Regions from separate parts of the Homo sapiens genome. Here region 1 is linked to region 2. The links are chromatin contacts, found by Hi-C in ENCODE. All regions are on one chromosome and are shown on one strand. The core of a region is the stretch at or near the end of the contact, and the rest is flanking DNA. Distances in the headings are between cores, read along the strand shown.

The links. Hi-C counts contacts between places; a loop is a spot of excess contacts on that map. Pooled maps may share reads with other maps.
Region 1: a loop to region 2 is called in a map with no recorded cell type, with 10 times the contacts of the local background. The contact joins the promoter of DAAM2 here to the enhancer-like site in region 2. A Hi-C loop is called at or near these places in 1 of 168 maps with a recorded cell type or tissue (esophagus muscularis mucosa), 1 of 37 single-sample maps with no recorded cell type and 1 of 50 pooled maps.

Annotation. Positions count from the first base shown.
Region 1 is chr6:39,790,242-39,793,872 of GRCh38, forward strand. DAAM2 (dishevelled associated activator of morphogenesis 2) reads left to right here and starts at 2,135. Exons shown (of 25, transcript NM_001201427.2): 1 at 2,135-2,224.
Region 2 is chr6:39,528,264-39,531,910 of GRCh38, forward strand. The region is part of intron 13 of KIF6 (kinesin family member 6); the gene reads right to left. Among named protein-coding and RNA genes, the nearest start is that of KIF6, 200 kb to the right of the region's middle. RefSeq lists enhancers at 2,114-2,253, 2,364-2,423, 2,444-2,523. Within about 2 kb of position 2,073, at least 3 of the 41 ENCODE cell types and tissues checked have a DNase peak (open chromatin) inside an H3K27ac peak, as active enhancers do.

The sequences.
Region 1 (3,631 bases), core at 885-3,384, 260 kb after region 2:
TTTTATTTATTTATTTATTTATTTATTTATTTATTTATTTATTTATTTTTTTGAGACGGAGTCTCGCTCTGTCGCCCAGGCTGGAGTGCAGTGGCGCAATCTCGGCTCACTGCAAGCTCCGCCTCCTAGGTTCACGCCATTCTCCTGCCTCAGCCTCCGAAGTAGCTGGGACTACAGGCGCCCACCACCACGCCTGGCTAATTTTTTGTATTTTTTAGTGGAGACGGGGTTTAACCGTGTTAGCCAGGATGGTCTCGATCTCCTGACCTCGTGGTCCGCCCGCCTCGGTCTCCCAAAGTGCTGGGAATACAGGCGTGAGCCACCGCGCCTGGCCAAATCTGATCTTCTCTTAAAGAGAGTTTGTGGAAGGCATCCTCTGTCTTCTGTATTACAATCTCACTGGTCAGAACTTGGTCTCATAGCAATTGTGAGCTACCAGGGAGTCTGGGATGGTGAATATTGTAGATTTCTAACTTCTTTAGTTGAGAAAGGCAAGGGAGAATGGGTTTGTCAATGGCTTCTGGAAACCTATTTGCAGGGTCTGCTGAAGAACAGAGCTCACCTTGCCAGTGGAGCCTTGATATGAGAGAGGGAATGGAAGGAGGTAAAAGTGGGGTATTATGCCAGGGAGAGCAATCCCACAGTGACCAAACAGCAGCTCCCTGCTGCAGGGCCCTCGGTGGCTTGGGTCAAAACAGCGTGGCCTCTACCGAGAGGCCCAGCCCTAAGACAGCTCCTTCTGGCAATCAGCTCTAACCAGCTGCTGCCAAAGAGGTAAACACATTCCAAGTCCTTGAGTCCCTGCTGCACTGTAACTGTGGTTAAAACACAACCCCGCCTCTACCAGTTTGGGCTAATGGAAAGTTCACTATAGTTGTGTTTTAATGATGATTTGCAATTATCCGTGCCCCCTCCCATTCATGGTGAGATGAATACCTAAACACTTATGTTGTCTAACCATATAAGTATTTTGCATCTCACGTGTATCATTTTAAGTTCATTTCATTCTCCAATCCTTGGGAACCATGAAGGATAACACATTACATTCTCTTTTTTTTTTTTTTTTCCTCTGGAAGATCATGCATTACATTCTCTTTTTTTCTCTGGAAGGGTGGCCCTTAAACCAAGCCATTTCCCTAAGCCCCTTTGGTGAGGTGGAGAAACAGACAACCACTAACACAGAACAACCACTGAACACCCAGAAAACTGTATACAGGTCATCACCCAGTGGGGGCACCATTTGCTTGCAGAGGGAGCTGGGGAAAATAGGAAACAGAGAAGATCAAATACTCCCCGTGAGGGTGTTGCCAATCCCAGAGAGGACAATTGCTCTTGACCAAAGCAATCTCTAGTTCAGTCAAGGAGACAGACCACAATCACATTTAAAAAAAAAAGAAAAAAAAAAACTAAAAGGAAATTTTAAAAGTATGAATAAGAGCTATTGTAAACTGCTCAAACTATGCATACAAGCAATGAAGTAAGATGAATTGACTGGCACTGAATTGGAAAAGCTATACAGAGGCAGGGAGTGTGGAACATAATTTAATAAAAATAAACTTAAAAAAATATATATACACTCCCAAAAAAGAAATGGAAAAGTTGTTAGGGCGTGGACCAGGACTCCTAATTAGCTGTTCTGTTGTGCCTGATTTCGCTCCTGTCTTGCCCAGCACCCCTTGGGACACACTGTCCAGTGCAGGGACACTTTGGGGAGGGACAGGGGATTCCTTGGCACCGGGACCTTCACCTCCGAGCCGGCCTCAGACCAGGCCATTTGCCCGTAGCCCAGAGGAGGAGCCGGGGAGAAACCCGCTGCCCAGGTGGCCACTTTTGCCTCTTTGACCCTTCCATGTTTCCAAAACAGAAGGGGCCCTGAGAACGCTCCCTGCCAAAGTGGGGAACAGCTACCCTCATTGTACGCCTCGCCCTGCCGGTGGCGCTCTCCCCCCGCCTGCGTTCGGTCTGAAAGTGTGAAAATTACAAATCCCAAGAAACTGCAATCAGAAGTCTACCTAGGGAAAATTCAGAGTAACCTTGCCATAAATATCCCGCTCCAAGACGCCTGACGTCAGAGCGGGGCGGGCGGACGGGCGCGAGGCCGGGCCTGGAGGGGCGGCAGCCGCGGCTTCCCGGGGATAGCGCGGAGCACGCAGCAGCGAGCGGAGCGCGGGCGGCGGCGCCGTACCTCGGGCTGCGGGAGCGCGGGCGCCCTGGGGTCCTCGGAGTAAGTGCGGCCGGCCCTGGCGCTCCCCGTCTTGGGGCCCGGGCCGCGGGGAGCCCTCTCCGCTGGGCTCCCACACTTCTCTCCCTCTGCTTTCTTTAGCATGCCCCGCGGGGCTTGGGGAGGCAGCAGCTCCGCAGGCTGGCGGTTTTGTTTCTCCAAAGTGTTTGCAGGAGCCGCCGACCCCGGAGTGGGCTCCCAGGGCCTGTGTGTGTGTGAGTTGTGTGTGTGTATGAGTGTGATTGCGTGTGTCTGTACTGGCACATCTGGACATAGGAAATGTCTTTGGAAAACTTTTTAAAAATGTTTTTTGCGGCTTTGAAACCTGACCCCTGGTTGTCACAAGTGGACAAACACAGAAGATACCCCGCAAAACTGACAACTTTTTGGTGGTGGCTTTTCCGGGTTCGGCTTGAACCTTCACTTGGCTGGGCTGAAGTCTTCACAAGCCCCCAGCTCCCACTTGCAGGCCTGGCCTCTGGCCAGTGGGCAGGGCAGCCGTAAGGTTCTTGTTCTCAGTGGCAGTGGGACCCTGGGCGGGGGAAGGAGCATCTCAGGAAAGGGGTCCCCGGACTCTGGGGCTCTCAGCACCTGCGGTCGCAAACCAACCTCATGCCCTGACTTTACCAGGCGTCGGGACTCTGACTTAACCGGGGAATGAGGGACTTGGTCTGGCGGCAGGTAATTTTGTGAAGAGGATGAGAAGGAAGAGGGGGAGGTGGTGGTGATGGCCAGGACGCTGTGGCCCTGTGTCCAGCCGTAGCTTGGGAGTGGGATGGTTGGTTCTGCCACATGGCCACGGTGAGGTACGTGCCAGGTTCTCCAGGAGTGCCGCGTGTGGTGCCCCAAACAAGATGCAAGCTCCTAACATAAAGAGACGTGTCTGAGCTGTGGGGTGGAGGAAGGGGGGCGGTGGGGGAGAGGGAGATTTTTATCAAAATTGAACACAGATTGCTGAGATCTGGGCTTGATTTAACTCTTCTCTCTCTGCCTCGGCCACTTCTCCACAGTTTTGGAGTGGATTTGGAACGTTTCTCGGAGGGTTAGAGGAAAATCACACCTCTCCGGAAAAGAGTCCCCATAGGTTTTCCCTTGATGCCCACGTGGGAATGAAAGCAGCTTCCCATCTTTAAAAAGTTCAAAGTCTTGTGTTTTCCCCCTTCTGAGTTTGGTGTTAGTTTCCTGAGTTTCTTTGCAAAGCCAGCTGAAGCGGGGGATGGATTTTCCCTAGGGCCTAGGGCGGAAAGTGTGCTCCACGGAGAGTAGGGGAAAAAAGCAGCAGTGAGGCTGTATCGATCCATCATCCCTGAGTAGCACAGTGCCAGGCACTGCCTGTCAATAGCTGGGTTCCACAAACGAGTGACCACAGACAGACTGAATTTTCAGCTTTGAGCTAGCCAGGTCTCTGGT
Region 2 (3,647 bases), core at 823-3,322:
CATCTATGTTGTCACAAATGGCAAAAAGTCTTTCCTTTTAAAGGTTGAACAGTATCGCATTGTGTATCTGTACCACATTTTCTTTATCCATTCATCTGTTGATGGACATTTAGGTTAACTCCATCACTTGGCTACTGTAAATAATGGTGAAGTGAACATGGGAATGCAGACATGTCTTTGACATCTTGATTTCAAATCTTTTGGATACATATTGATTTCAAATCCAGAAGTGGCATTACTGGATCATATAGTAATTCTATTTCTAGTTTTTCTAGGAACCTCCATATAGTTTTCCACAATGGCTGTATTAATTTACATTCCCACCAACAGTGTACAAGGGTTCCCTTTTCTCCACATCCTCCCCAACACTTGTCATCTCTTGTCTTTTTGATAATAGCTATTCTGACAGGTGTGACTTGGTATCTTATTGCAGTTTTTAATTTGCATTTCACTAATGATTGGTGATATTGAACATTTTTTCATGTATCTGTTCATAGACTGGAAGAATTAATATTGTTAAAATGTCCATGTTACTAAAGTGATCTATAGATTCAATGTATTCCCTATCAGAATTCCAAAATCATTTTTCATTGCAATAGAAAAAACAAATTCTAAATTTCATATGGAACCACAAAAACCCCTGAATATCCAAAGCTATCATGAGTAAAAAGAACAAACAGCATGGTCCTAGCATACAAATAGACTCATCGACCAATGGAACAGAATAGAGAGCTCAGAAATGAACCACACATGTAGACTCAACTGATTTTTGACAAAGATGCCAAGAATACACAAGGAGAAAAAGAGACTCTTCAATAAGTGGTGTTGGGACAACTATTTATATGCAGAAGAACAAAACCGGATGCTTATCTCACACCATATTCAGAAATCAACTCAAAATGGACTAAAGAGTTAAACTTATCTGAAACTGAAAAATTACTAGAAGAAAAGATGGGGGAAAAAACTACATGACACTGATCTGGGCAATAATTTTTTAGATTTGACCCAGAAAGTGTAGGCAACAAAGGCAAAATTAGACAAATGGGGTTACATAAAAATAAAAAGCTTCTGCAGAACAATGTAAACAACAGAGAGCAGAGGCAACCTATGAATTGGGAGAAAATATTGTAAGCCATACAGCTGATCAGGGATTCATATCTGAAATAGATAAGATATTTATAAGAAAATCCAATAACTCTACAGAAAGAAAACCAATAATTCAATTTAAAAATGGGTGACCTGGCCAGGCGCAGTGGCTCATGCCTGTAATCCCAGCACTTTAGGAGGCCAAGGTGGGCAGATCACAAGGTCAAGAGATTGAGACTATTCTGGTTAACACAGTGAAACCCCGTCTCTACTAAAAAATACAAAAAATTAGCCAGGCGTGGTGGTGGGCGCCTGTAGTCCCAGCTACTTGGGAGGGTGAGGCAGGAGAATGGCATGAACCCAGGAGGCGGAGCTTGCAGTGAGCCAAGATCATGCCACTGCACTCCAGCCTGGGCGACAGAGCGAGACTCCGTCTCAAAAAAAAAAGGGTGACCTGATAGACATTCCTCTTAAGAAGACATATAAATGTTCACATTATTCTTTAAGACTGAGATGTTCTTTCTTCCATCTTTGAATGTCCAAATTCTGCCCATCCTTTGAGATTTAACTTTCATGTCACCTGCTCTGTAATGCTTTTCTCAACCTACTTATTAAATCCTCTCCTTCTCCTTTGAATTCACAGAGTATTTCTTCCAATTCCTGCTTAGAGCACTTGTTATTTCAGTCTCTGCTCTTTGGGTACAAAGCCAGCCTCCACTGTTTAAATGTAAGCTCCCCAAACCAGAGACCCATTCTCCGTTCACCTTGGCATTGCCTACAGCATGTACCCTGGTACCCTGGGCCTTTCTATATACACAGCAGGGACTCAACAAATTCTCATTGAGGAGGAGATAAGGGTCTGGAGCCTCCAGGCTACAGCTTTGGCTTTCATTTCACCTTTTAAAATGCCAATGGCATCATCTGTGATGAGTGGGTTCTGTTGGTATCTCAAAGAGTTAAAGGAGGTGGTGAGTCATCAGGGCTCTCAGAACACTGACTGGTTCCAGGTGACTATTTAGAATAGGCAGTCAGAAAACTAAAACAGAAAGAAATTTTTAAAAAACTCCAACCTTAAAATGCCTCCTATTTTAAAGTGAACAATACAACTCTTTCCAAACTACGGAGCGGAACAATCTCTCTCATTATTTCAATGAAACCAAAACAGACATTTAAACTCCAAAACAACAACAAAAAGCCCCAAAGCCCCTAACCTTCCTTGGCCATGTCAGGCTGCTTGCGCAATGACTCTGCAGGGCTCTCTAGGGAACCATGAATTCGGTTTCATTTTCTAATCTGAAGGGAGTTATTTTCAGCATAAATTGGTAAAGTGGAGGTGAATGGGAAATGAGAGAGGGTTGTCAAAGGGGAGACAGTTTCACAGCAGTTTCAGAGATGGTCAGATTTACTTACTTTCTGCATTAGAAGCAGCCCTAGGGACAGTTAATAGAAACTGTTAACACTGACATAAGGCAGAAATTCTTTCAAAACAACATACTTATTAATTTTTTTGTATTTGGTTTAGTTTATACAAGCCTCTTGTATATAAAATAATGGAATAATAAAAGCCTGATCAGCTCCTAGAATCTTAAATATTGTAATGAACTATCCCATTACCTGTTGCTTTGCCGCCTTGATTCATCCACAACAATTTTCATCCTATTTGTAGTTTTGCCAAAAAAAAACACATCAATCCCCAATCAATCCCTCCCCCAAATGGTGAGATCATTATCATTCCATTTGTGAGCCTACCTCTGCTTAAAGTTATTGGTAGAACTATATCCAATAACAGTGAAAACAACTCAAAAACCCTTTCAGATAGAAGTCTCTTCTTCAAAACTTTAACCTCATTTGTATTTGGACCTTACAAAAAATTTCCATTCTTTTTTCAATGATTTTCTATTCAAGTAAACTTTATTCATTCTCCAAACAAAACTCTAGTCTGTCTCAATAGCAATATCAAGGGAGGAAAAGAGTTACTGAAACTCTTGACTATAATTATAAGGAAGGAGAGTGATTATAAGATGCTGTGGGGAAGAAGAATTATGAGAAGGGAGATGGTGTGGGCAAGAAGACATAGAAATAGAAAAGGCCTGGCACACAACAAGGGGCTGGGCAGTGATATCTGAGGCCATTTCTGCATGGGTACAATAGTGTGTGCCTTTGGAAAAGGCCAGTAAACAGAGCTCCTCCTCTATCATAAGCCATGAGGTTCTAACATGAGTACCGATTTTATTTCAGCAGAGATGCCAATCCCATGCTCTCTATAGCCAACAATGTCAATTGGGGAAATTGTGGGGCCAGGGAAGGCACTCACGGTTCTTGTCTCCATGAAAAGCCTCACCAGCCACCCAGACACCAGGGGGCCAATCCTCACCCTTACCCCCAGCATCCAATCTGCCCCAGATCCCTGTCCACTCGACCTCATAAATGCTTCTGATGCCCCTGCCTCTCTCTCATCATCCCTGTCCTTTGGCCTGGACTTCTGCTATGGCCTCCTAACTTGTCATGCAGTCTTAGTGTCCTCTGTCAATCCCTTCTTCCCATGTCAATCAACCTGTCGT